6 separate regions of the Homo sapiens genome follow, and regions 1, 2, 4, 5 and 6 are each linked to region 3. Evidence: chromatin contacts called from ENCODE Hi-C or POLR2A ChIA-PET data. All regions are on one chromosome and are shown on one strand. The core of a region is the stretch at or near the end of the contact, and the rest is flanking DNA. Distances in the headings are between cores, read along the strand shown. Region 1 overlaps ACSL1 (acyl-CoA synthetase long chain family member 1). Region 2 overlaps LINC02427 (long intergenic non-protein coding RNA 2427). Region 3 holds the start of ING2-DT (ING2 divergent transcript). Region 4 holds the start of ACSL1 (acyl-CoA synthetase long chain family member 1). Region 5 holds the start of CFAP97 (cilia and flagella associated protein 97). Region 6 holds the start of UFSP2 (UFM1 specific peptidase 2).

What was found. Hi-C counts contacts between places; a loop is a spot of excess contacts on that map. ChIA-PET counts read pairs that join two places held with the same protein, here RNA polymerase II (POLR2A). Pooled maps may share reads with other maps.
Region 1: a pooled map shows a loop between it and region 3 (6-fold over the local background). The contact joins the enhancer-like site here to the promoter of ING2-DT in region 3. A Hi-C loop is called at or near these places in 4 of 50 pooled maps.
Region 2: a pooled map shows a loop between it and region 3 (4-fold over the local background). The contact joins the enhancer-like site here to the promoter of ING2-DT in region 3. A Hi-C loop is called at or near these places in 2 of 50 pooled maps. POLR2A ChIA-PET finds 5 or more read pairs at or near these places in 2 of 52 experiments (HEK293 and HEK293T).
Region 4: a map of CD8-positive, alpha-beta T cell shows a loop between it and region 3 (8-fold over the local background). The contact joins the promoter of ACSL1 here to the promoter of ING2-DT in region 3. A Hi-C loop is called at or near these places in 2 of 168 maps with a recorded cell type or tissue (CD8-positive, alpha-beta T cell and ascending aorta), 15 of 37 single-sample maps with no recorded cell type and 18 of 50 pooled maps.
Region 5: a map of CD8-positive, alpha-beta T cell shows a loop between it and region 3 (24-fold over the local background). The contact joins the promoter of CFAP97 here to the promoter of ING2-DT in region 3. A Hi-C loop is called at or near these places in 11 of 168 maps with a recorded cell type or tissue (B cell, CD14-positive monocyte, CD4-positive, alpha-beta T cell and 6 more), 10 of 37 single-sample maps with no recorded cell type and 22 of 50 pooled maps. POLR2A ChIA-PET finds 5 or more read pairs at or near these places in 2 of 52 experiments (T-cell and naive thymus-derived CD4-positive, alpha-beta T cell).
Region 6: a loop to region 3 is called in a map of CD8-positive, alpha-beta T cell, with 25 times the contacts of the local background. The contact joins the promoter of UFSP2 here to the promoter of ING2-DT in region 3. A Hi-C loop is called at or near these places in 3 of 168 maps with a recorded cell type or tissue (B cell, CD8-positive, alpha-beta T cell and naive thymus-derived CD4-positive, alpha-beta T cell), 2 of 37 single-sample maps with no recorded cell type and 12 of 50 pooled maps. POLR2A ChIA-PET finds 5 or more read pairs at or near these places in 1 of 52 experiments (T-cell).

What each region holds. Positions count from the first base shown.
Region 1 is chr4:184,761,369-184,765,086 of GRCh38, reverse strand. It overlaps ACSL1 (acyl-CoA synthetase long chain family member 1), which reads left to right. Exons shown (of 21, transcript NM_001995.5): 15 at 162-234; 16 at 1,832-1,920; 17 at 2,564-2,680. Among named protein-coding and RNA genes, the nearest start is that of CENPU, 29 kb to the right of the region's middle. Within about 2 kb of position 1,451, at least 8 of the 41 ENCODE cell types and tissues checked have a DNase peak (open chromatin) inside an H3K27ac peak, as active enhancers do.
Region 2 is chr4:184,504,531-184,508,491 of GRCh38, reverse strand. It overlaps LINC02427 (long intergenic non-protein coding RNA 2427), which reads left to right. Exons shown (of 3, transcript NR_147158.1): 3 at 1,116-2,032. Among named protein-coding and RNA genes, the nearest start is that of LINC02427, 31 kb to the left of the region's middle. RefSeq lists enhancers at 1,419-1,628, 3,468-3,961. Within about 2 kb of position 1,736, at least 6 of the 41 ENCODE cell types and tissues checked have a DNase peak (open chromatin) inside an H3K27ac peak, as active enhancers do.
Region 3 is chr4:183,502,035-183,505,918 of GRCh38, reverse strand. It overlaps ING2-DT (ING2 divergent transcript), which reads left to right and starts at 1,404. Exons shown (of 3, transcript NR_033995.2): 1 at 1,404-1,743. It overlaps ING2 (inhibitor of growth family member 2), which reads right to left and starts at 861. Exons shown (of 2, transcript NM_001564.4): 1 at 552-861. The coding sequence starts at 723. RefSeq lists silencers at 1-519, 740-1,779.
Region 4 is chr4:184,824,552-184,828,772 of GRCh38, reverse strand. It overlaps ACSL1 (acyl-CoA synthetase long chain family member 1), which reads left to right and starts at 2,805. Exons shown (of 21, transcript NM_001995.5): 1 at 2,805-2,857. It overlaps LOC105377587 (a long non-coding RNA gene), which reads right to left and starts at 2,602. Exons shown (of 3, transcript XR_939564.4): 1 at 1,802-2,602. RefSeq lists enhancers at 1,627-1,906, 2,077-2,126, 1,733-2,236, 3,487-3,556 and a silencer at 2,357-3,316.
Region 5 is chr4:185,201,455-185,205,317 of GRCh38, reverse strand. CFAP97 (cilia and flagella associated protein 97) reads left to right here and starts at 1,318. Exons shown (of 5, transcript NM_020827.3): 1 at 1,318-1,420. It also overlaps a transcript of SNX25 not described here. RefSeq lists enhancers at 166-255, 366-475 and silencers at 1,235-1,406, 1,016-1,785.
Region 6 is chr4:185,424,265-185,428,342 of GRCh38, reverse strand. It overlaps UFSP2 (UFM1 specific peptidase 2), which reads left to right and starts at 2,379. Exons shown (of 12, transcript NM_018359.5): 1 at 2,379-2,477. The coding sequence starts at 2,475. It overlaps CFAP96 (cilia and flagella associated protein 96), which reads right to left and starts at 2,089. Exons shown (of 8, transcript NM_001114357.3): 1 at 1,947-2,089. RefSeq lists enhancers at 2,076-2,435, 2,506-2,615.

The DNA of each region.
Region 1 (3,718 bases), core at 202-2,701, 1.3 Mb before region 3:
GCACACTGGACCATTGAATGAACTTACTGAACAGACCATTTGAAATGAGATTTCACCAGTCAGCCATGACTTGGGAGTTAGTGAGACTTCATTGCTTGTGCACTTCCAGTAAAGGTGTGATTGTGCTCTCCTTAATAATGTTGCATCTCTTGGTGCCCCAGTTTTATGAAGGATACGGACAGACAGAGTGCACTGCCGGGTGCTGCCTGACCATGCCTGGAGACTGGACCGCAGGTATGGCTGTAGGAGGCTCCTTTTTGGAATTTTGTTATTCATACTGGGTTATTGGTATGTCTGGAATTGGGTTAATCACTGACTGGTTCATTAACCATCTTAAACAAAAGTGCTATGTTTCTGATCATTAGGCTCTGGGGGCAAACACTCTTGTAAGTCAGGGCACTGTGGGGAGAACACCTCCTGCAACTGAGGGGTGGCGCTGGGGATCTGACTGTAAAGCTGGTGGCAGCAGAGACTTGCCTAGACTCTACTAGTGACATCTGAGAGGGGCCCTGTGTTCCAGATTGAGAGTGTCTGGCCCAACAGAGCTTCCTAGTAATTGAGTAGGGTCTCGTTATTTGCTGGTCATTTTAAACAACAAATAGTTATTGAATTTGTACTGTGTGCTGTGCTAGGTGTTGGGACTACCAATAGGAATAAATACAAGTCCTTTTTCTCAAAAAGTCATTTCTCAAAAGGAAAAAGGAGGAGGACAAACAAAAATAATTGAGCATCTGTCATGGGTAAGCCTCTGTGATGGGTGCTTAGGATGTACCTAATGTCAGTGTAACCCCAACAGTGTCCCTGTGAGATAAGTTCTGGTACTTCTCAGAGGAAATTATAGATTGTTGCTTAAGTAACACATAAATGATGTATGAGAATTTACGCGGCATTATGCTTTGGAGCCAGGATTTCAACCCCGGCCTGACTGCAGAGCTTCTGTGCTTCCTCTGTGTCACCTGAGTAGTAAATTCTACACTGTGATAAATAAACTTCCCAGCTTATTTGGAGTATTATAAGTATTAGCACCATTTAGTAACATATATTCTAGAACCTAGCACTGTCCACTAACATCATTGTCCTGGAATTAACGCAGACAGTCTGTGAATCTTCTTTATGGTATTTGTTTAATTTTTAACCTCAGTTTCCTTAACAGAGAATTTGGAATACTGATCTCTAGAAGCTCAAATTATTAAAACATAGGAAGAATTATTTGTGATATCTAATGTGATATCTAACATATCTAATGTCTGTTGTTGCTGCTTTTGGAAAAGACAGCCCAGTCTTAACAGCCTTTGGCAAGAGAGTTAAGTTAGCTGTAGAAATAAGCACTGTCCCGTCTTAGTAAAAACTGTAAGACATGCTTCTTCATACGCAAGGAAATAAAGGCCGTGTTGATCAGAACCAGGTGGTGCGTGAGGTTTGCCAAAGCTGCATATGTTCTCTCTTCTTACAGAGAACAGGATGCTAAGAATTCTGTGTAAGATGAGTGCAAGTAATGGGTGGGGGCGATCGGAGGGTGGAAGCCGAGTGAAGGTTTGAGAGAGGCTGCTTCCAGGTGTTTGTAGGAACCTTCACATAGAGGCCAAATTACTCATAAATAACTCAGAGCATCACACTTGGAAAAGGTCCTGAAGACACTAAATATGTTCTTCCCTAGTCTAAGAATAGACTCTCTTAAATTATACTAGGAAGAGAATGGCTGTAATTGCAGAAATCAGAAGTTTATCCCAGCCGTTTTTCTTATGTGGAATCCTGTTTGCTATCAAAATAATTTGACCTGAGGTTATGAGTAGTTCCCTTAGGAATGACCATTTGCTTATTTAATATACAGGCCATGTTGGGGCCCCGATGCCGTGCAATTTGATAAAACTTGTTGATGTGGAAGAAATGAATTACATGGCTGCCGAGGGCGAGGGCGAGGTGAGTGAAAACCGTCAGTCATTTTCCCTCGCTGCCATTTCCTGTGATCGCTGGCCTTTGCGAATGCTGTGGTATTTCCCAACAGCTCAATAAAGCCATTGAACTTGACTTCATTGGTGATCCTGGAGTCTGCCAGGCTTCTTTCTGAGGGTACATTTATGTTCAGCTCTCGGGGAGTGGGCAGGAGGGACACTGATGCCTGTCTTCCTCTGCCAGGCCTCATAGGGATTTGGGCTGGAGAGCCTGCAAAGAAAGGCCCGGTGGCCTCAGTTCCTGGGACGAAGGTCCTGCCTGTTGATTGCCCTGGGTACCTATTAGTGAGCTGCTGGCTGCTGGATGGGAAGCCTAATTACTTAAAAGTGATTTCATCCCCTGCGGGGCTTTCCAACAGCTTTGAGCCAGAACCTAGGGCAAGCATTTGCCCTACAAATCGGCCAGAGCTGAGGTAATTCAGGAAGGGAAGTAGGGGCACTGGAGATCTCTCGCAGACCCTGGTGGGGCTCTGGTAACTCCCTCTGCATCCTGGAGTTTAGGGCTTCCAGCTAAAGGTTGGGGCAGACACACACGTACACACATGCACACACCAGTTTTCTCTGGAAAAACCCCAGTAAATGCTGTTCACTGATGATCTTCTTTTCTTTAGGTGTGTGTGAAAGGGCCAAATGTATTTCAGGGCTACTTGAAGGACCCAGCGAAAACAGCAGAAGCTTTGGACAAAGACGGCTGGTTACACACAGGGGACATTGGAAAATGGTTACCAGTAAGTTGCCGCCTCCTCAGGTCACAAACAGTTCAGTTCCACTGTGGGGAAGAAAATGTCTTATCTACTGTGCAGCTGCCATGTGGCAGTGGCACCCTGAATTTTCTCTTTCCCTTCCTCCTTGGTGAGTGGTATGATGTAGACTGTTCCATTTCCTGCAGGGGACAGGGTTACACTTAGCATCCTTGGTTGGATTTTCACTTTCACTTCAGCGAATATGTTTTGTTCTGATGCTTTTTTGTTTCTTTGTTGTGTTTTTGGGGTTTTTTTTTTTTGAGACGGAATCATGTTCTTGTCACCCAGGCTGGCTGGAGTGCAATGGCGTGATCTCGGCTCACTGCAACCTCCACCTCTCGGGTTCAAGTGATTCTCCTGCCTCAGCCTCCCAAGTATCTAGGATTACAGGTGCCCACCACCACACCTGGCTGATTTTTATATTTTTAGTAGAGACGGGGTTTCACCATGTTGGCCAGGCTGGTCTCAAACTCCTGACCTCAGGTGATCCACCCGCCTCAGCCTCCCAAAGTGCTGGGATTACAGGCGTGAGCCACCACCGCGCCTGGCCCGTTTTGATGCTTAACATCAATTCTGGTTGTTGCTTCTCAACCGGAATACAAAGAGACAGTGGCTTTTTTACAATATCCGTACTGAGCCGTGATGTTGAGGCCTCAGTTAAATAAGATCTGGGGGAAGTTGTGGTAGACTTCCAGCAATGTAGGATGGGTAAGGATTTGGGAATAAATGTGTTTCTTAGGTTTGTCATCTCATTAAAAATAGGGTGTTTCACAGATTAGGCGAACTCCTTGAATTTAGTTGAATGTAGTCTCAGAACCATTTACTGTAGAGAAATTCTGAAGAGTCTATCTTAAGAGTGAGAAGCTTGTGCAAGAAGCCTGACCTGTCCTACCTGTTGGTTTGACCAGTAATCTGCTGTTTCGAAGTTATTATGATGCTGATTGCAAGCCCTAAAATTACAAATATAATTTTTATTACTGTGTATTGGCAGATTCTTGTAGATTTTAGGTGCTTATTTCTTTG
Region 2 (3,961 bases), core at 487-2,986, 1.0 Mb before region 3:
GAGGCTGGGAATGGCAAACCATTTTTTTTTTTTTCCTTTTTTCAAATCCTGCAAGTCCTGCCACCTTTATATTTTGCCATGGGTTCCTTAGCTCATATCCATTCTCTCTTATTTTTTATTTATTTTTAATTTTATTTATTTACTTTTTTGAGATGGAGTCTCTCTCTGTTGCCCAGGCTGGAGTGCAGCGGCGCGATCTCGGCTCACTGCGAGCTCCACCTCCCGGGTTCACGCCATTCTCCTGCCTCAGTCTCCTGAGTAGCTGGGATTACAGGTGCCCGCCACCACAGAAGGCTAATTTTTTTTGTATTTTTAGTAGAGATGGGGTTTCAACATGTTAGTCAGGATGGTCTCGATCTCCTGACCTCCTGATCTGCCCGCCTCGGCCTCCCAAAGTGCTGGCATTACAGGCGTGAGCCACCGCGCCCGGCCTACTCATTTTTATTTTTATTTTCATTTCTTTTTATTTTTTTTCGAGACGGAGTCTTACTCTGTCGCCCAGGCTGCAGTGCATTGGTACGATCTCAGCTCACTTCAACCTCTGACTCCTGGATTCAAGCAGTTCTCCTGCCTCAGCCTCCCAAGTAGCTGGGATTACAGGCGTGAGCCACCGCGCCCAGCCTATTTATTTTTATTTTTTATTTTCATTTCTTTTTTTTTTTTCGAGATGGAGTCTTACTCTGTTGCCCAGGCTGGAGTGCAGCGGTACAATCTCGGCTCACTTCAACCTCTGACTCCCGGATTCAAGCAGTTCTCCTGCCTCAGCCTCCCACGTAGCTGGGATTACAGGCGTCCGCCACTAGGCCCTGATAATTTTTGTATTTTTAGTAGAAACGGGGTTTCTCCATGTTGGCCAGGTTGGTCTTGAACTCCTGACCTCGTGATTTGCTCGCCTCGGCCTCCCAAAGTGCTGGGATTACAAGTGTGAGCCACCGCGCCTGGCCCATTCTCTCTTATTTTATTGTGGCAGCTAGAAGTTAGGTGGCCCGTGTGCCTGTCAATTCCCTCCACTCAGTCATACAGCTCATTGATACATTTTCTATTTTCCAAGTTATCTTGGGTTTCAATGTTGCTAAACTTCCCACCGCTACACAAACCTGTCTTCCTTCTTCCAGGTTTCAACAATATTTTCATCATATTTATTGAAGGCCTCACTGACAGACTTCTCAAGGCCCCTCTACCTTCTATTCGCTGCCTGGCCCCAAAGCCAGTGCCACACATTTTAGGTTTTTAACTGCAGCAGCACCTATGATGTTTCCAAAATCTGTATCATTAAAGTTTGATCAGAGAAGCAAAACCACCTTGAGCAAAACAAGGAATTTATTAAAGAGATTAGGATACACATTGTTATGAAAGCTGCAACCTGCTGCCCCTGTGTCCAGAAGTGGGCCTGAAGTCAGCAGGGCTGGCAAATGGATGTGCAGTGGGAGAGAGTAGGCGTGAGCTGCACCTGCAGGGAGGAGATGGAACTCCTGTGGATGGACTGAAACTGATGTCTTCCACGTCAGCCTCTCAGGCCTCCAACACTCCAGCGCTGATGATGAAGATGACCTGCAGAGGAGCTGGTGCCCTTCACCATGGAATTGCTCATAAACCCAAGATTCAGTGAAGCTGAAGAAGCAGTTCTGGTGGGAGCTGGAGGAACTGCAGGCACAGCTGCTGCCCTGTACCAATACATTGAGCCAGTGGCTGCCTGGCATTGTGTGTGAGCCACCACAGCGCCTGGCCCTACACAGACTTTGACTGTAAATATGACTGCTGTTTCACTTCTGCCTTCCAAATTTTGCTCAGATTTTCTGAGAAACATAGTTCAGCTTAGGTACATTGACACAGTACAAAGCCACCGCAGTGGCTGGTTAGGGAGGGATTATGAATGCAGGCTGAGAATGCACGGGAAGCGTTTGTCTATTTATAGAGTAGGTACCATTCAAGGATTTATGTGAATCAGGTGCAAAGAACTCACACAAAGATGGGGAAAGTTAGTACTTAGAAATCAGTGATACTAGATAACCAATAAATAAAAATAAACTTATTTTTAGAAAATAAGAAAATAGAAAAGCTTTAATAAAATAGTATTGGGCCGGGTGCAGTGGCTCACGCCTGTAATCCTAGCACTTTGGGAGACTGAGGTGGGCGGATCACCTGAGGTCAGGAGTTCCAGACCAGCCTGGCCAACATGGTGAAACCCAATCTCTACTAGAAAAAACCACAAAAATTAGCTGGGCGTGGTGGTACGTGCCTGTAATCCTAGCTCCTCGGGAAGCTGAGGCAGGAGAATCGCTTGAACTCAGGAGGTGGAGGGTGCAGTGAGCCAAGATCGTGCCATTGCACCCCAGCCTGGGTGACAGAACAAGATTCTATCTCAAAAAAATAAAAATAAAAATAAATAAATAAAATAGTATTGAAATGGTGAATAATACTATTTCAGCACATCCTAAACAGATCATGCAGATAGTAAGAGGTTTTCTGCATGAGTTTGCTAGGGCTGCCGTAACAAAACACCATGGACGGGAGCTTTAACAACAGAAATTGATTTCTCACAGTTCTGCAGGCAGGGTGTTCAGGACCAAGATATTGGCAGGCTTGGTTTCTCTGAATCCTCTCTCCTTGGCTTGCAGGTGGCTGTTTTCTTTTCTTTTTTCTTTTTTTTTCTTTGAGATGGAGTCTCACTCTGTCACCCAGGCTGGAGTGCAGTGGCGCAATCTCAGCTCACTGCAGCCTCTGCCTCCTGGGTTCAAGCGATTCTCCTGCCTCAGCCTCCTGAATAGCTGGGATTACAGGTGCCTGCCACCACGCCCAGCTAATTTTTGTATTTTTAGTAGAGATGGGGTTTCACCATGTTGATCAGGCTGATCTCAAACTCAGGACTTCGTGATCCACCTGCTTCGGCCTCCCAAAGTGCTGGGATTACAGGTGTGAGCCACCACGCCCGGCAGCTTGCAGGTGGCTGCTTTCTTGCTGTGTGTTCACATGGTCATTCGTCTGTGTGTGCACACGTGTAGTGTCTGTGTCTGTGTCCTAGCCTCCTCTTCTTATAAGGACACCAGTCAAACTGGATTAGGGCCCACTTTCCTGACCCCCTTTTACCTTAATTCCCATTTTAAAAGGCTTATCTTCAAATACCATCACATTCTAAGGTACTGGGGGTTAGAGCTTCAATATGTGAGTTTTAGGGAGACACAGTTGAGCTCATAACATTTTCTATAGAACAATCAAGTTTGAGACATGCCACATGCTATATTTTCTTCTTGGAAATTTGCAAGGTATATATGCATATGAATGACTGTGCAAAGTCCTGGAAAACATCCAGTATTCATCTTTCACACTCTCCCTGTTTGATCCATTATTTATTGATAACCTTCCACTGGCTTCCTTTATGCATTGGCTGAGTGCATTGAGCTGCCGCATGGAAATATGATCTGCCGGCTGCCGCTGGCAGTCAGGAAGGGAAGGTGGACATGGAGAGAGCAAGCAAAAGCTGGAGTCTCAAGGAGATGAAGTGGAACCCAGGGCTGTATCTCATTAGAGCGCATGTTGGCCTCTCATCACTTCCAGGCCTCCGGCTTTGAAGATGCTCGGGGAGTTGCTTTGGAGGGCTACGTGGAGAGAATGGGATTGGTAAGTGGGCAAGAGGGTTGGTTCTTGCTGGATGGAATTGCGTCTTCCATCTCTTCCAAGGGGACTTCTGGATTGCCAGGGGCCTGGCATGTCCTGCCTCACCCATACTTGCTGGCCAGGGTGAGTGGCCTCTCACCTGGCCTAACCTTGCTGCCCTCTTTGTTGTGCTCTTTGTGGGTGAGGAAAAGAGCAGAGCTGCGGATGCCACTGGAGCGTGGCCAGGCTGGGTGAGGACCCACACAGAAAAGTGTGGGCAGGCGTGGTGGGTGGGGGCGGGGGATAAGGCATGGGCCCTGGGCAGTCAGCCAGTGCCCCCGTCACGCCCTGGCTCCAGGTGTCCAGC
Region 3 (3,884 bases), core at 155-2,654:
GAGAGAGCGGAACGGACTGCTCTCCTCCGGGCCGGGGCAGGAGCGCGGAGGAAGGCCCCCTCAGTCCGCCTCCGCGGCCTCTCGCCCCCTCCCCCCGCACGTTCCAAAGCACCCGCACTCCGGGGTGGGGGCGAGTGAGGTGGGGAAGCGCGCCCCGCAGACCAGCGGGAGCCCGGCCGCTCACTCCCTCCGACCCTTGCCCGGCTGCAGTCCCGGGCCGGGGCCGCAGGGTCTGCGGCACGGGGCGGGCCAGCGCCTGAACAAATGCTTGCTGCTTAAAATGGCTGATTCCCCTCAGCGGCAGCTGCAGCCGCTGGGTCTGCAGCGGGGGCTGACAAGCGGCCCCCACCCCCACTCTGGGGACCCCAGAGAAGTACTCGCCCACCGCGGGGCCACGGAGGGCCGCCAACCCGGTCTCCAGTCCTCCCAGTCCCGCTCGGCAGACCCTCGGTGCGCTCGGGGAGACTGTCACGGGAGAAAGGGAAGGTGGCACTCCCCCGGACAGGCTCCCCGCCACCGGCTCCCGAGGCCGGCAGCCCCGCGGCTCCTACCTTGATATTTGTTGTCCAGCTCTCGCAGCACAGACACGTTCCTCTGCATGTCGTGGGGCAGCGACTCCACGCACTCAAGGTAGTCCTGCACGTAGCAGGTGAGCAGCCGGCTCCGCTCCCCGGTCAGGAGCGCGGCCGACGAGTACAGTTGCTGCTGCTGCTGCCCTAACATCCTGCCGATCCGCGCCGTCGCCGCCGCCTCCGCATCCAGCAGCCGCACATGCACCGGCCGCGGCCGCCGCGGGCCCTCAGCTCAGCAGCCCGGCGCCGCGGGGACCCCGCAGCCGCTCGAGAGGGCACGGCCGCGCTCCCCGATCTCCACTCCCCCCAGAGCAGCCCTCACTCCCCGCCCCCGCAGCACCAGCCCAGGGGCGGGGCGAAACCGGGGCTCCCTCCTTTCTCCCCTCCCGCTCCAGGACCGGAGCAGTGGGGATCCCCTCGGCGGGGCCGGCGCCGGGGTCCCGGGCGCTGACACTTCCTGTCCCCCTCGGAGTCCCCAGATGCTACGAGTGCCGTCTCGCAGCCCGGATCCCCATGACAAGCCCGTCGCCGCCCGCCTGTCCCCAGTCACCCTCCGTGCCTCACGGAGAGCCTCCCGCTAGCCTGCCCCCGCCCCTCCGCCCGCGGCCGCCTCTGCGCCTGCGCAGCGCTCCCTGCGAATAAGGCCGGGGCCCGCCCCTACCGCCTACCGGAGGGTTCGCATTCTCCCGCCTTCGCTCCGCCGCCCGGGCGATTGGTCTGCCGGCTCTGGGCTAGCGGGGGAGGGTGTGGGGGGCGGCCAAACGGCAGGCCGCGCCCCGCCCCCCTTAAAGGGGAAGCCCGGGGAGCCAGTCTCTGCGCCTCGCGTCTGAATGGGACCCGGGAGGGGAGGCGGCTCGGTCCTTCGTGCCGTCCTCCCCGCTGGGAGGGGCAGCTCCAGCTCCGCTCGGCTCGCTCCGCCCGGCCACACCGGCTTTTTCCCCATCAGGCGGTCCGAGTGCGGCTCCTCGCGAGCCTGCAAAGGAGCAGCAGGCGGTTCCTTTTCGGACGACCTGGAGCGAGGCCTGCGGGACTGCGCGCCCCGGCGGGCGGCGTGCGGCTCCCGGCATGCGCGGCGGCTGCGTTCCCGCCGCCTCCGAGCTCGCCTGGGGCTGCCGCCCGCCTCCTGCCGGGCCCTCGGGCTCGCCCGGCACCGCGGGGCTTGATCAGGGAGGTAGGCGGTGCTCCCTCCGGCCCCCGGCGTCGTGTGCCCTGCGGGTTTCGTGGCCCTTCCCCTACGCTGGAATCTTCTGTGTCATTTAGGGGGAGGGGATGCGGGACGGCATCTGTTTGACAACGCATTGGTCCCACAGACAGCCTTTAAAAACAACTGCTTTTGGGGGGTGTCAGAACATTTAAGCACAGGACGTCGGTGAGGCTTCCTGGCGGAGTGGGGCACACGCCAGCTTTACGGGACTTTTTGCTCAGTCCTGCCCCAGGACTGCAATCGGAGGGGACCTGGGGCATGGAGGAGACGCGAGTGAAAACCTAGTCAGCGGGCGGGCCCTCGGCCCCATAATCTACGTGATCTCCTAGTGGGGTTTAATTTCGGTGTAGTGTAAATGAGATGTCAGGCAGAGGAGCTGATTTTAATTACAGATGGACATTTTTGAAAGAAATGGGTGCAAATAGAATGAATGCATGGATAATTTTAATGGAATGCCTATGTAAACAAGGCCAATTGTGAGTACTACCTTTGAGTTAAAATGTGAGTGAGTGGTGACAAATTTGGATCTTCTTAGATCCAGTTTGCAGCGTTGGTACACCTGAATGGTGACCTATTTAGAGCACTTTTGAAACAGCTGTTAATAGTAACTAGCCTTTGACTTGCAAAGAGAAATCTAGATCTTTATCTAGAGGAAATTTTAAATTTCAAACCAAAATAAAGCACTCCAGGCAATTTGACATCTTGGGACGTCAACTATTTCAAAGGACTGGGAAATTGTCTTGGGTTATTATCCTAGGACACTGAGGTTTGGGCCAGTATTAAGCAACCCAGACAGTACAGTGGATAGTATTTCTGAGAACATTCTGGGATTTTACTGTTCGTGAAATCTTTCGGCCGGGTCTTGTCAAAAAACCGCCACTGTGAAGAACTGAATTTTACTGGTTTTTACTTGAACCCTGCTATTTTTGTTTTCTCACAAGTTTGAATAAGCTGGTCTTTATCAAAGGCGCAAAATAATGTGGGGTGCCTTGTTACAGGTCAGACACCGAATGTACCTATGGATTTTATTCAGTCTGATAAGTGATCTGCAAGTAGATAAGAAATGTGTTTAGAAACTAGAAGGGGAAAAAGGCAAAGATGCAGAATACCTAGAGTACTCCAGAAACAGAGCAAGATGAGAGGAGGGATGAGCATGGGATAGGAGACATTTATAGCATTATTGTCACCTTTTATAATTCTGTTGAACAGGCTGGTAAAAAAGCAAAAACAATCCAAAGAATATTTTAGCTGGTACTGATCTAAAACTGTAAAACACTGTAATATGATAATATATGTATATGTATGAATTATTTTAGGCATGCTTTTCTTGCTATATTTATTTTAAGAGATTAATCTACGGCTTATTCTTGCCACCCCCAAAAAAAATCGCCACAAACCCTAAACCCAACTCTTGACCTTGGTTATTGAGCGCTGTCCTTCCCTTCTGAGTGGTCACTTAACTGGAAATATGGGGCCTCTTCAGATTGAATTTCTTGTCTTCTAAATGCAAAATTTAAAATCTCCCGTTCTCAGCAACTAGAAATTAATTTATGGTATTTAATCCTGTGAATAAAGCAAAAAGGCATTTTATTTGCTCTACAGTGTATTATCTACCATAAAGCAACCCTAAAAAAAAGATAAGTAACTGATCTCCCCAAATTAGTCTGGGATTACCTTGAATTTCTAAGTCTGACTTTAAGAGGTCCCTGGCAGGAAATGTGTACGCCTCCGTACCTGTCTCTTGGGGAGAGCAACAACTTCAAACTGGTTGAAAACAAACTGGCAAGTAATGGTGAAAGATTCCTAAAGATGCCTGCTGAGAAAATTCAGCTTCTGTTTGAGTCAGATCAAATAAATGAAATCCTTTTCTTTTTTCTACTTTTTAATATTTTTAAACTTTTATGGAAATTTTCAAAGGCAAAAGTAATACTACAATAAATCCTTATATACCGTCTACCCAGCTTCAACATTTAGCAACATATGGCTAAGATTATTTAATCTATAGCCCTTCACATTCCCTCACTCTTGCTGGATTTTTATCATTTTATCTGTAAATACTTTAAATATGAATAATATGAATAGGTAAAATATAATAGTTGTTTTTTGTT
Region 4 (4,221 bases), core at 1,556-4,055, 1.3 Mb before region 3:
AGTCACAAACTCCCAACTATAGAGTCTGGAATCTTCATTTAATGAGAACGCCAAGGGCGTGGCTGTCAATCCTATGACACCTGTCTGAGGTAGGTATTATTCCTGATTTAAGGAGGATGCAATGAGGCTTGATGTGGATTCACCCACCCCAAAGCCTGTGTTCTTAACCACTATGCAATACTGCCTCCCATCAAAGTCTCTATCTCAAGTCCACAAGACAACCCCATACATTGTAAAACTTTTTGGAGTGATTAGATAAAAACTTTTTTGTTTTTTTTTAAGTGTGTGTGCTGAAAGAGACCTAAGAGATTATTTAGCCAAGCCCCCTTATAGCCTGAGGAGAAATCTAGGTTCTAAGGAATGAAGTTGCTTCCCAATGTCACCTAGAAGTTCCTGCCAGAAGGAGTGTGAACTCAGGTCTGATACTGGGTTGTGTGCCTTTCCCAGCCTTGAGTTGGAAATCACCTCATTAAGGGCTAGAGCCCAGGGAGAGGCACCCAGTTTAAAAGAAAAGTGTCTTGAGGAGAAGACGTAAGGTGAGACAGCCAGTGACGACCATCCACATGTTACGGGTTGAATTGTCACCCCCACATTCCCCAAGTTCATATGTTCAGGGGTTTGTTGTTGTTGTTGTTGTTGTTTTGAGACAGAGTCTTGCTCTGTCTCCCAGGCTGGAATGCAGTGGCGTGATCTTGGCTCATTGCAACCTCCACCTCCCTGGGTTCAAACAATTCTTCTGCCTCAGCCTCCCGAGTAGCTGGGACTACAGGTACGCACCACCATGCCCCGCTAATTTTTTTATTTTTAGTAGAGACAGGGTTTCACCATGTTGGCCAGGCTGGTCTTGAACTCCTGACCTCAGTTGATCTGCCTGCCTCGGCCTCCCAAAGTGCTGGGATTACAGGCATGAACCACCGTGCCTGGGCATTCAGGTATCTTAGAATGGGACCTTACTTGGACATTACCTCATGATTACAGAGGTCATCAAGTTAAAATGAGGCAATTCGGGTGGGCCCTAGTCCAGTATGACTGGTGTCCTTATAGAAAGAAGGGATTTGCACACACACACCACAGGGAAGATGGTGTGAGGAGACATAGGGAGAAGATGGGCATCTGCAAGTCAGAGTGGCCGGGCACACATGCTCTTTCATGGGCCTCGGAAGCAGCCAGCCCTCCCACGCCGTGATTTTGTACTTCTAGTCTCCAGAACCAGGACAGACCATACATTTCGGTTGTTGAAGCCACTTAGTGTGTGGTACTTCGTTCCAGCAGCCCTTGAAAACAATAGACCACAGAACTTGGGAGGTGCCTGCAGAGGTTCTGGGGCTGAGGGACCGGTTGGAGAAGAGGAAAAAGGAGAGGCAAAGATGACAAAATCACGGATGGGGAGGCGAGATCTGGACAGAAAAACCAGGGATTAGCCAAGCGGGAACCAGTGAAAACGAACGTGGAGTCCATTTTTTCTAGATCTGGAAGATGGAGATCTAAAAGGACTGAGCTGCTAGAGAGGTTGCTGGTGTGTGCGTTGTCCTCACCCCACTGCACCACTGCGCCCAGCACACTGTGGGAGACACCCAGGGAAAGTCCTTCAGTTATTTGTGGGAGTGAACTGCAGTGTGGCTGAGGCCTGGAGCGAACCACGGTCAGTTTCCCCTGCCTGCAGCCCAGGCATAGCCCTGCGTTGGTTGTGCCCACACTCTGGGGGCAGCCTGAGTGCCAAGTGTGGTACTGCTCTCACTAGCATTTAACCTCTGTGCCCCAGCTTCCTCTTCTGTGAAAGGACAGTAATGACAGTACCTACCTCACTGGGTTATGAAGATTAAATAGAATAATGTGTACGCAGTGTTTGTAGCAATGCCTGGCATCAAGCACTGGGTAAACAGTATCTATTATTATCAAAGGCCTTTACGACAACAATCATTCTTCAAACGGCCCTCCAGCGAACGCTGGGCGCAAACTCCACGGTAACGGGGACCAATGTTGTTAGAGGTTGAGGTTCCTGGTAGGTCCCAGGTGCTAAAAGGAAGAGCAGCCTTTGGGATGTGAGCCCGAAAACCATCGTGTTGGCTTCTGAAGCCCCAAGATGGGCATGGCAGGGACGCGGAAGCCCTCAGAACCGCGGAAGCCCTCAGAACCGCACAGCAGGTGGCCGCCGTGGTGCAGCGCGCAGTCGGCCCTCAGCTCCCCTGCACCGGCGCGAGCTGCGGGCGCTGCCCACGTCAGGCTCTGCAGACACCAGACAGAAAAGGTCTTCCGGCCAGGGAGCGTGGGGGAAACCCTGTGGGGCCGCGCCCGTCAGTGTCAAGGAAAAACGGAGAGGAAGGCCCTTGCCTCCAGGGCCCTCGCAGCAGAATTCTGCCCGGCCTGCCAGGAGGCCAGCGGGGCACGGGCTGAGGGTGCAGGATCCGGAGGGCGCCGCCCGCCCCTCGGGCATCGCGGGGCCCAGGGTCCGCGGGGCCTCTGAGCTGAGGCGGTCCAATGTACCCTTTGTCCTTCCTCAGATTCATTATGAAATCCGAGGCAGTCTGGGCGACTCCAGCGGCGTTCGCCCGCCGCAGCCTCTCGACCGCCGGCCACCCGCCAGCCACGCGCGCCCAGACAGGAGGGCGGCCGGGCGCTCGGCGGGGCGGGGCCTGCCGGGGGCGGGGCCTGCGGGCGGGGCGGGGCCGCGGGAGGGCGGGGCCGGCGCGGCGAGCGCACCAGCAGCATCCTGGCTCAGCCGCGGCGGTGGCGGGGGCGCAACCAGCGGGCCGAGGCGGCGGCGCCAGCGGCGCCTTAAATAGCATCCAGAGCCGGCGCGGGGCAGGGAGTGGGCTGCAGTGACAGCCGGCGGCGGAGCGGCCGGTCCACGGAGGAGGTGAGTGCGCCCGCCGTGCGGAGCCGCGCCTGCTCCCGCGGCGGTGCCCGGGCCCCGGCCGAGGCGCCGGCTGACGTTGCCCTTCAGGGCCGAGCCCGGAGCAGCGGCCGCCGCGGAGGCGCGTGAGCCACCCCAGGCTCGTGGGGCCGCGCCGCCTTTCCGGCCTCCTGCCCGCGGCCCCGCTTCCCTCGGCAGCCGGAGGCCTCCGGGGTGCCCGTGCTGCCGCAGCTTCCTGTGTCTGAGTCGCGGGCGGCGCGGGCGCGGGGCTGGTGCGCGGCCGGGGATGCGCGCGGGACCGACCCTTGTGTGTGCGGCGGCGGGGACCGGCCCGGCGAAGCAGCCGGAGGCCGCGCTTCGGCTGGGAGGAGGTGGCCCAGCTGGGCCGCTGACGTTGCCCTCGTCCGCGGCCCCCGCCTGCCCAGAGGCCGGGCTCGCGGGCGTTCGGACCGCGCGTGGGGCGAGACTGCACTCGCGCCCGCTGAGATGCCGGCCCCACGCAGCGCGGCGGCACGAGGCCCACAGGCAGCTCAGAGGCCGCTGCCAGAGGCAGACATTCTCTCGGTGACTCCAGAGGAGTGCCCGTGGCCCTTGCACTTGGCCGTGGAGTCATTGATCTAAGGAGTGCTGGCATTTTTTGAAATTGAGAAGCAAAGATGATGTCTGTCACCTGGCAGCGTAGACGGAGAGTGGCGGTAGATGACTTGAATGGACACGTGGATTCGAGTCTGGGGACAGGCGTTCCCCCAGTCGGTGCGTTGTGAGAGTGTGGAAACCCCTTCCCCACTCAGTCCAATTTCAAGGTTATGGAGCATAATTAAGAGTGACCATTCTAAAAGCGTTCTCTAGTGCCCTGGCTAAGACTTTTAAGCTTCTTGGTGCAGGAGTGTCTAAAGTCCCGCGACTCTCACTGCCCTGTCTTTTATTTTCTTGACCTTTGATTAGCGTTGAGAGAAACTGGTTAAATCTTGCAGTTTCTGCCACCCATTTCACAACTTAACCTGTGATTGTCCCAAAGAAAACAATTATTGGCTTCTTGCTAGCAAAAAAATCAAAGGCTTCCGGTTGATTGTTTCTTTCTTTTTTTTCTTTTTTCAAGTGGACGTGGAAGGTTAGGCTGGCTAAAACTTAAAGTTTGAGTTGTAGGTCTGTGCTGGGTAGGCTTGAGAAGATGGAGCTTTTTAAGGAACCATTGCTCGCCATCAGATTGGAGCCAGACAGTGCAGTGTGATATAGTGGAAAAGGACCAGGTCTTGGGAGACTTACTTTCTTGTTCTGACTCAACTCGGAAAACACCTCCCTAGTCTGAGGCCCCCCTCCTTATATTTGTGAACAAACTGCATTAGACTAAAATCTTTCACGAGTCC
Region 5 (3,863 bases), core at 69-2,568, 1.7 Mb before region 3:
CACGCCCAGCTAATTTTTGTATTTTTAGTAGAGACAGTGTTTCACCATATTAGTCAGGCTGGTCTTGAACTCCTCTCAGGGGGCCCCACCCGCCTCGGCCTCCCGAAGTGCTGGGATTACAGGGGTGAGCCACTGCGCCCAGCCAATGCTGTCTTTTAGGCAACAAAAAGAGAATTGATTATACTTTTGGTAATTAAGACCAACAAGTACAAAATGCATTGTGAAGGACGAAAATAGACAATCCTTACTGGAACTCCCCGGGACAGGCAGGGTAAGACCCATATTTCCTACCCTTCTTTGCACTTAGATGTGAACAATATTTATTAACTACTGGATTGTATACCATTGCTGCTATAACAAATTACTACAAATTCAGTAGTTAAAACAACACAGGTGTATTGTCTTACAGTGCTTAAGGTATTAAGTCTAAAATCAAAATTTGCAGGCTCTAGTTCCTTCCTGAGGTTTCAGGAGAGAATCCGTTTCCTCCTTTTGCAGCTTCTACCTGCACTCCTTGGCTCATTGCCTCTGACATCACTCCAACCTCTAGCTTCTGTGCTCACAGCTCCCACTACTGACTTTGAACTTCTTGTCTCCATCTTATAAGGACCTTTGTGATTCCATGGGGTTCACTGGATAATCCTGGTTAATCTTCCCATTTTGATCCTTAATCACATCAGCTAAATCCTGTCTGCCACATAAGGTGACATATTCACGTGTTGTGGGGACTAGGAGGTGCACATTTTTGGGGTGCCATCATCCTACCATACCTGAGAGTTCAACGAGAAGTTATTGTATTCAATATATTCTGCAGAGATCATTTTTACCTTAGATTGTTTTAACTACCCACCTCGTTTACCACTCGGCAAAGGTCTTTCCATTCTGAAACCAGCCTCTGGTCCACAGAACTAACTAGTGGTATGAACTGAAATTTGCTGATAGAAAATATCACAAACACACAGCCGCCGTTCTTTTTTATTCTTGGTTTGGTAGAGAATTACAAGATAATCAAGGCAGCTTTCCCTATTAACGCACGAGAACAACGGGGCCTACCCGCGCCGCCCTAGGCAGCCGGGAGCAGCAGTAACGCCTCTAGGGCGCCATGGCAACCACGCGGGCTGGACCGCCTTCTTCCGCGGCTCTTCTAGTGTGCGCGTCCCTGGCCCGGCCTCCACTCCGCCCGCGTGGAGCCCCGGCCTGGCCGCCTGCCCGCCGCGCTCTGTGACGCCCGCCGCGAGGGCCGCACGAGGCCCGGCGTGCGCCCCCGCCTCTCCCGAAGCGCCGGGCCCCACGCCGCCCCTCCTTTCCCTTTCCGCTCTCTCCGCCTCCGGAAGCGCGGGCGCGCGGCGCCGGGAGCCCGTTCAGGGCCGCGGGAGTGCGCCAGCGCCGCGCGTGGGGCTGTGGTGGCCGCGGCTCTCAGGTGAGGGGCGCGCGAGCGGCTCCTGGCTCCCTGCTCGCGGGGCGCCCGCCACGCTCCTTTCCGTTCGCATCCGTCTCCCCGCTCCGGAGCCCAGGCGGCGGCGAGTACTCGGGGTGGGTTTAACGAAGCCTGCGCGGACGGTGGGAGACCGCGCCCCCACGACAGGGGCGCCCGCGGCGGCGGGTCGCGGCGCCGTTCCACCCCGGTCCCCTGTGAGAATGGCGGGTCCCGCCCTCTCGCGCGTTCCGGGTGGCTTTGAGGGTCAGGATCAGCCCTAAATTGAGATTGGGCCGCGACCACATGCCGGGCCCTGACGACTTCTTCCTACTTGTAGGGACTCGAACCTAACCCACGAGGCCCGAGGGGTTATCTGCCTTCCGGGGACGGTAGGGGATGTAGACAAGAGCCTAGCGTTCCTGGAAACAGGTGTTTAATTTGGGCCGGGATTTTCATGTACCCAATTGGGCATCTTGTTGGAGGCCTACTGTGCTGTTTAACTACAGAAATGTATTGTCACAGTAACAAGATGACAGTTTAAAAAGTGCCCGGTGCTTTTCTGTGTATTTTCCTGATGTTTGGTGAAAGCATTAGTCTTGTTATTGCTGGTCTGTAGGACCTGGCAAGTGGGGCGTGCCCAGTGACTCTCAGGCAGCTTTGATAAAAACTTACCTGTCTCTTTTTTTTATTTTTATTTTTTGAGACAGGGTCTCGCTCTGTGGCCCAGGGTGGAGTGCAGTGGCACGATCATGTCTCACTGCAGCCTCCCAACTCCTGGGCTCAAGCGATCCTCCTGTCTTGGCCTCCCAAAGTCCGGGGATTACAGGCGTGAGCCATGCCCCTCCTGGCAAAACTCTGTCTTGATTGAGCACCAAAGGGTTGTTATGGTCTGATGAACTATCCTTTAATTTTATCCTTTCCTAGTCTGTTGTAAAGAGAATCTTAACTACTTTATTAAGTCATTTTTCTTATTCTCTGGTAAATTGAATCACTTACCTCGTAGTAAATGTTATCAAAAGAATTGCTCAGTGGATGGGATTGTTGGGTAAATTTTCCTGTAAATTAAGTCACATGAGTGTCGAAATCTTTACAGTAACTCTGTTGGATATTATTAACTAAAATTTAAACCTGAAAAGTCTCACAGGCACCGGACTATGCACCAGGGCGCATGAACTGTGACCACTTAGGGAGGCAGCTGGCTTCCAGCTCTTGGGGACTGCATGACCTTATCATGGAAATGCAGATAAAGGCATAGTTGTGGTTTGTGCTTCCGGAGGGGTGGGGGAAGATGGCAGGAAACTATCAAGGAAACTGGGTTGAAACCCGGTGATTTTTTTTGTTTGTTTGTTTTTTGAGATAGGATCTCACTCTGTTGCCTAGGCTGGAGTGCAGTGGCCTGATCTCGGCTCACTGCAGCCTCAGCTCCCAGGTTCCAGCGATTCTCCCACCTCAGCCTCCGGAGTAGCTGGGACTACAGGCGAGAGCTACAACGCCCGGCTAATTTTTGTATTTTTTGTAGAGGTGGGGTTTGGCCATGTTGGCCAGGCTGGTCTCAAGCTCCTGGGCTCAAGTGGTCTGCCTGCCTGGGCCTCCCAAAGTTACAGGCATGAGACTGTAACATGAGCCACCGCACATGAGCCTCCATGCCCAGCCACACACATACAAGGCGATTTTTCTACCCTCGTGGGTAGCAAAGAGCATGGCTCAATCTTAAATCTCCTAACTCCAAACTCCTTTGTGGGATAAACATTCTTTGAATGACTAAATTCATCAGGTTCTCCTTTGGGTACTGGGGTTATAAAGATGAGGAAGTGACGAGGAGCTCCCAGTCTGGCAAGGAGACAAGTGTAGGGGATGGGGGGAAAAACAAAAATCCTTTTTCCTTTAGCTGGGTCTGCAGCTGGGGCTGTAAGGCAGATTAACAGGAGAAAAGGCATACGTATTTTATGTTAATTTTTACAATGACACAGGGCTTTCCTAGAAAAGAAGTGGATAGGCCAGAAAGTTTCTATACGGTGTTTAAAAGATGATAAACTGTGGAGATACGACATGAAGAGATCATAAAACCAGGTGGAGGGTTAGACCTCTAGGGATTGAAACTATGGGACGGTAAATACAGGCATACCTTGGAGATATTTTGGTTGCTTGCAGACCACCACAATAAATTAAATCTTGGAATAAAGCGAGTCACATGAATTTTTTGGTTTCCCAGTGCATATAAAAGTTATGTTTACACTATACCGTGGTCTGTTAAGGGTACAATGGTATTATGCTTAAGAAATGTACATACGTTATCTAAAAAATAATTTATGGCTAAAAAATGCTGTCAATCATCTGAGCCTTCAGGGAGTTGTAATTTTTTTTTGCTGGTGGAGGGTCTTGCCTCACTGTTGATGGCGGCTGACTGATCAGGGTGCTGAGTGCTGAAGGTTGGGATGGCTGTGGC
Region 6 (4,078 bases), core at 1,130-3,629, 1.9 Mb before region 3:
CTCGGCCTCCCAAAGCGCTGGGATTACAGGCATGAGCCACCGCGCCCGGCCAGAAATTAATTTCTAATAGTAGACATGTTATTTTTAAAAAGGAAGAGGCCCAAGGAGCTAAGAATACTTACCTCTATCCCATTCTAAAGTTTTTAAAGCACCAATTATGAGCTAAGCACTGGGCATACATAAGTGAAGAAAACAAACATTGGGTTAGTCCTCACAGTTTGTAATCCAAAGTAAGAACCATTTTTTTTTTTTTTTTGAGACAGAGTTTCGCTCTTGTAGCCCAGGATGGAGTGCAATAGCGCGATCTCGGCTCACTGCAACCTCCGCTTCCCAGGTTCAAGCGATTCTTCTGCCTCAGCCTCCCAAGTAGCTGGGATTACAGGCGTCTGCCACCACGCCCAGCTAACTTTGTATTTTTTAGTAGAGACGGGGTTTCACCATGTTGGCCAGGCTGGTCTTGAACTCCTGACCTCAGGTGATCCACCTGCCTCGGCTTCCCAAAGTGCTGGGATTACAGGAGTGGGCCACCGCGCCCGGCTGGTAAGAACCTTTTACCTTAAATTTATTTATTTCTTTGCTTATTAAGATGGAGTCTCGCTCTGTCGCCCAGGCTGGAATGCAGAGGCGCTATCTCAGCTCACTGCAACCTCCGCCTCCTGGGTTCAAGGAATTCTCCTGCCGCAGCCTCCCAGGTAGCTGGGACTACGGGCACCTGCCACCACGCCCGGCTGATTTTTGTATTTTTAGTAGAAACGGGGTTTCACCATGTTGGTCAGGCTGGTCTCAAACTCCTGACCTCAAGTGATTCACCTGCCTCGGCCTCCTAAAGTGCTGGGATTTCAGGCGTGAGCCACCGCGCCCGGCCTTTTACCTTAAATTTAAAGCAAGCTGTTTGAGTGCCTCTCTGCAAGCCTGCCTGAAACTGGCTCACCTGAGCATGAATCATTGCTAATACGTAACACCAAAGGGGCAAGTGAAGATTCATTTTAAACTGAAACATAACTAAATACAACGCCCTTCCCCACATCCTACCTCTTCCATTAATCAGAGATGCTTTAAAACCAAACTTCAGTCAAGATTTAGTACTTTCATTTACCTTATATTTCAAAGCTCCACGGCACAAGGGCAGGAGCTGAGACAGGTTCCTCCCTCTCACGGTATCCCCGCATCTGCGCAGCTCCCGGCACACAAGCGAGCCAGGGAGGAGGGAGGGAAGAAATTCTTGCCTAGAACTTTCCCATCACTTAACTTTTTTCTTATTAATTTTTTTTTTTTTTTGAGACGGAGTCTCTCTCTGTTGCCCAGGCTAGGAGTGCAGTGGAGCTGTCTTGGCTCTCTGCAGCCTCCGCCTCCCGGGTTCAAGCGATTCTCCTGTCTCAGCCTCCCGAGTAGCTGGGACTACAAGCACCCGCCACCATGCCCGGCTATTTTTTTTTTTTTTTTTTTTTTTTTTTTTTTTTTTTGGTATTTTTAGTAGAGACAGGGGTTTCACCATTTTGCCCAGGCTGGCCTCGAACTCGTGAGCGCAGGTGATGCGTCTGCCTTGGCCTCCCAAAGTGCTGGGATTACAGGCGTCAGCCACCGCGCCCGGCCCGCCACTACTTAACTCTTATTGAGCAACATTTACAAAATTATTCATTCACTTATTTAACAGATATTCTGCAATCCCCTTCGGGGCAAGCTTGCTGGTAGAAACTAGAAACAGATTTAAGAAGGCATAGATGCTGCCCGCAAGGAGCTTACAATCTATTAGACAAGAAAATAGAGCATAGCCGAATTATGGCACGTTCCCTTGCAAAAGGTACGGATGGAGCGTCAGGAGAGGTGAAGAAGGGGCAGAAAACTGGAGGAGGTGATGAGGAGTCTGTTTCCCAGAGAGGAAACGGAGGCTGGGAGGTGGCAGGTATCTAAGGGGCAACACCTGGCGTCCGCGAGGACCAAGTCACCTTTCTTGAGGACACCCACTCCGACAGCCGAGATCAGGTTGCCCCAGCTCGTCCAGGTTGCCCCAGCTTGTCCACGTTAACTGCGCTGCGGGAGCGGCGAGGGTTCCCAAGCGCGCGACACGCCTGGGCTGCGCAGCGCCTCTGCACGTTCCACCACAGCTGGCGTTTATTGTGTGATGTGTTGCCCCGGGTACGGGAGAATCCATTCCAAGCACGCTGTGGGAGGATACGAGGAGATTCGAATCCGCATCGAAGAACACACAGAAGGATGTGTGAGCTTCTGTAGGACAGAAAAGACTTAACTAATAGAATTTACCAAACATAAGTCTTCGGCTACCCGCCCCGCCTCGCCGTCCGCGAGGGACTGCGGTGTGGTACGCTCCGTGACGTCATGCCGCCGAGCATGTCGGGAGTTGTAGTTGGTCCGCCCGGGCCCCGCCCCTGGGCCGTGCGGTGACACCACTTCAGGGCCGGCCCCCGGAACTTTTGGGCAGGCGTCAGCGCCCGTGTCACCGCCACGTCGCGGACATGGTGAGTATCTCTGCTCGTCACCGACCCCTGTGTTTTTCCCCGGACTTTGGCAGCCGCCACGAGCGGGCTTCACAGCGCCTGAAAGGAGCTGGTCCTGCCGGGGTCCAAGATGGCAGCTGCGAGCTGCGTGGGCAGGGCGGCTCTCCAGTTCGCCTGTCTCCGCGCTGGGCCGGGGGGAAAGTGCCCTACACAAGTGTGCACCCCGCCTCGGCCACCTTGGACACGCACCCCCTGCTACTTCTCTGTGTGAAAGTATTTTGAGAGACTTCGGCGTTTTTGAAGCCTTGCAAGAAGGGCTTAACCTGGGACAGGCGCAACTTTCTTCGGATATTATATTCCCCTAGTTCCCGTGGTATTTCCCTCCCCTGGTTTCTCTCCTGTCTCATTGCTCAGCAAGGTTCTCCAATCCCTATCCTAAATGGTGGTGCTCTTCAGGGACGCTTTACACCCTATGCGTTCTCCTAAAATTTTATCTCTAAGTTAGACCTTTCTTCTGAGCTCCAGACCCACAAATCTGCTAACCGTGCCTCCACTTGGATAGCTCATATGTATTTCAAGCTCAGCAAGTTCCAAACTGAGCATTTCCACTTCCCCACAGCCCACACCTGCTCTTCCTCCAGGAACCCCCAACTCTGTAGATGGCACCACCATACATCCTGTTGTGCCTGCCCAAAACCTGGAAATCATCCTTGACATCTCCCTCTTCTCAACTCCCCGACATGCAGTCAATAATCAAGTCCTATAGATGCTACTTCTAAATGTCTGTCTGTTGTCACTGTCGCCACTCTTACCATCCTTGGCCTTGAGATCTATCCATCTGGGGTAGTCACCTAAGTGGTCTTTTAAGCAGATCTTCACTCATCGATGGCCCTGCCTGGAATGGGCTATTGCACCTTCACTCACCCTTCAGATCTCAGCCTCAGTATTATTTCTTCAGAGAGTATCTCAGCTAATTCGGAAGTCTAGGAAGACTAGTGCTTTTATGAATGATGTCTTGTGGAATCTTCATAACAACCCTGGGAAGTTGTGTATTTTTCCAGTTTTACAGAAGAGAAACAGACTTAAGTGATAAGTTAAATTGTGTAAAATTGTACAGTAAGTAGCAGAGTTAAAATTTGTTCTTTCCTGTCTAACTTTTATCTTCAGTATCTTTAAATATTTTTTATTTAAATGGGTACATACTAGTTTGTTTGGTAGTATTCTTTATTTAACTGATTTCTTATTAATAGCTATTTAAGTGGTTTCCATTTATTTTTCTGTGATGAACAACGGTAGAATAAATGGACAACATGAAGCTAAATTTGTCCTGAACTTTCTTGATTGTTTCCTTAGAATAAATTCTCAGAAGTAGAATTGGGACAAAGGGTATATGATCTTTCAAAAGATTACAATTTTAGAATAAATAAAAACAGTGACCCTTATAGAAATGTGACAAAGGATTTGTAAAATGAGAAAAACTGTATTGGTACCTATTTAATACTGTTCTGAGGATTGGAGTAAGTATGTATGTTTAGCATAGTGCCTTTTACATGTTTTTGTTTTATTTTATTTTGTTTTTTGGAGACAAGATCTTGCTCTGTTGCTTAGGCTGGAGTGCAGTG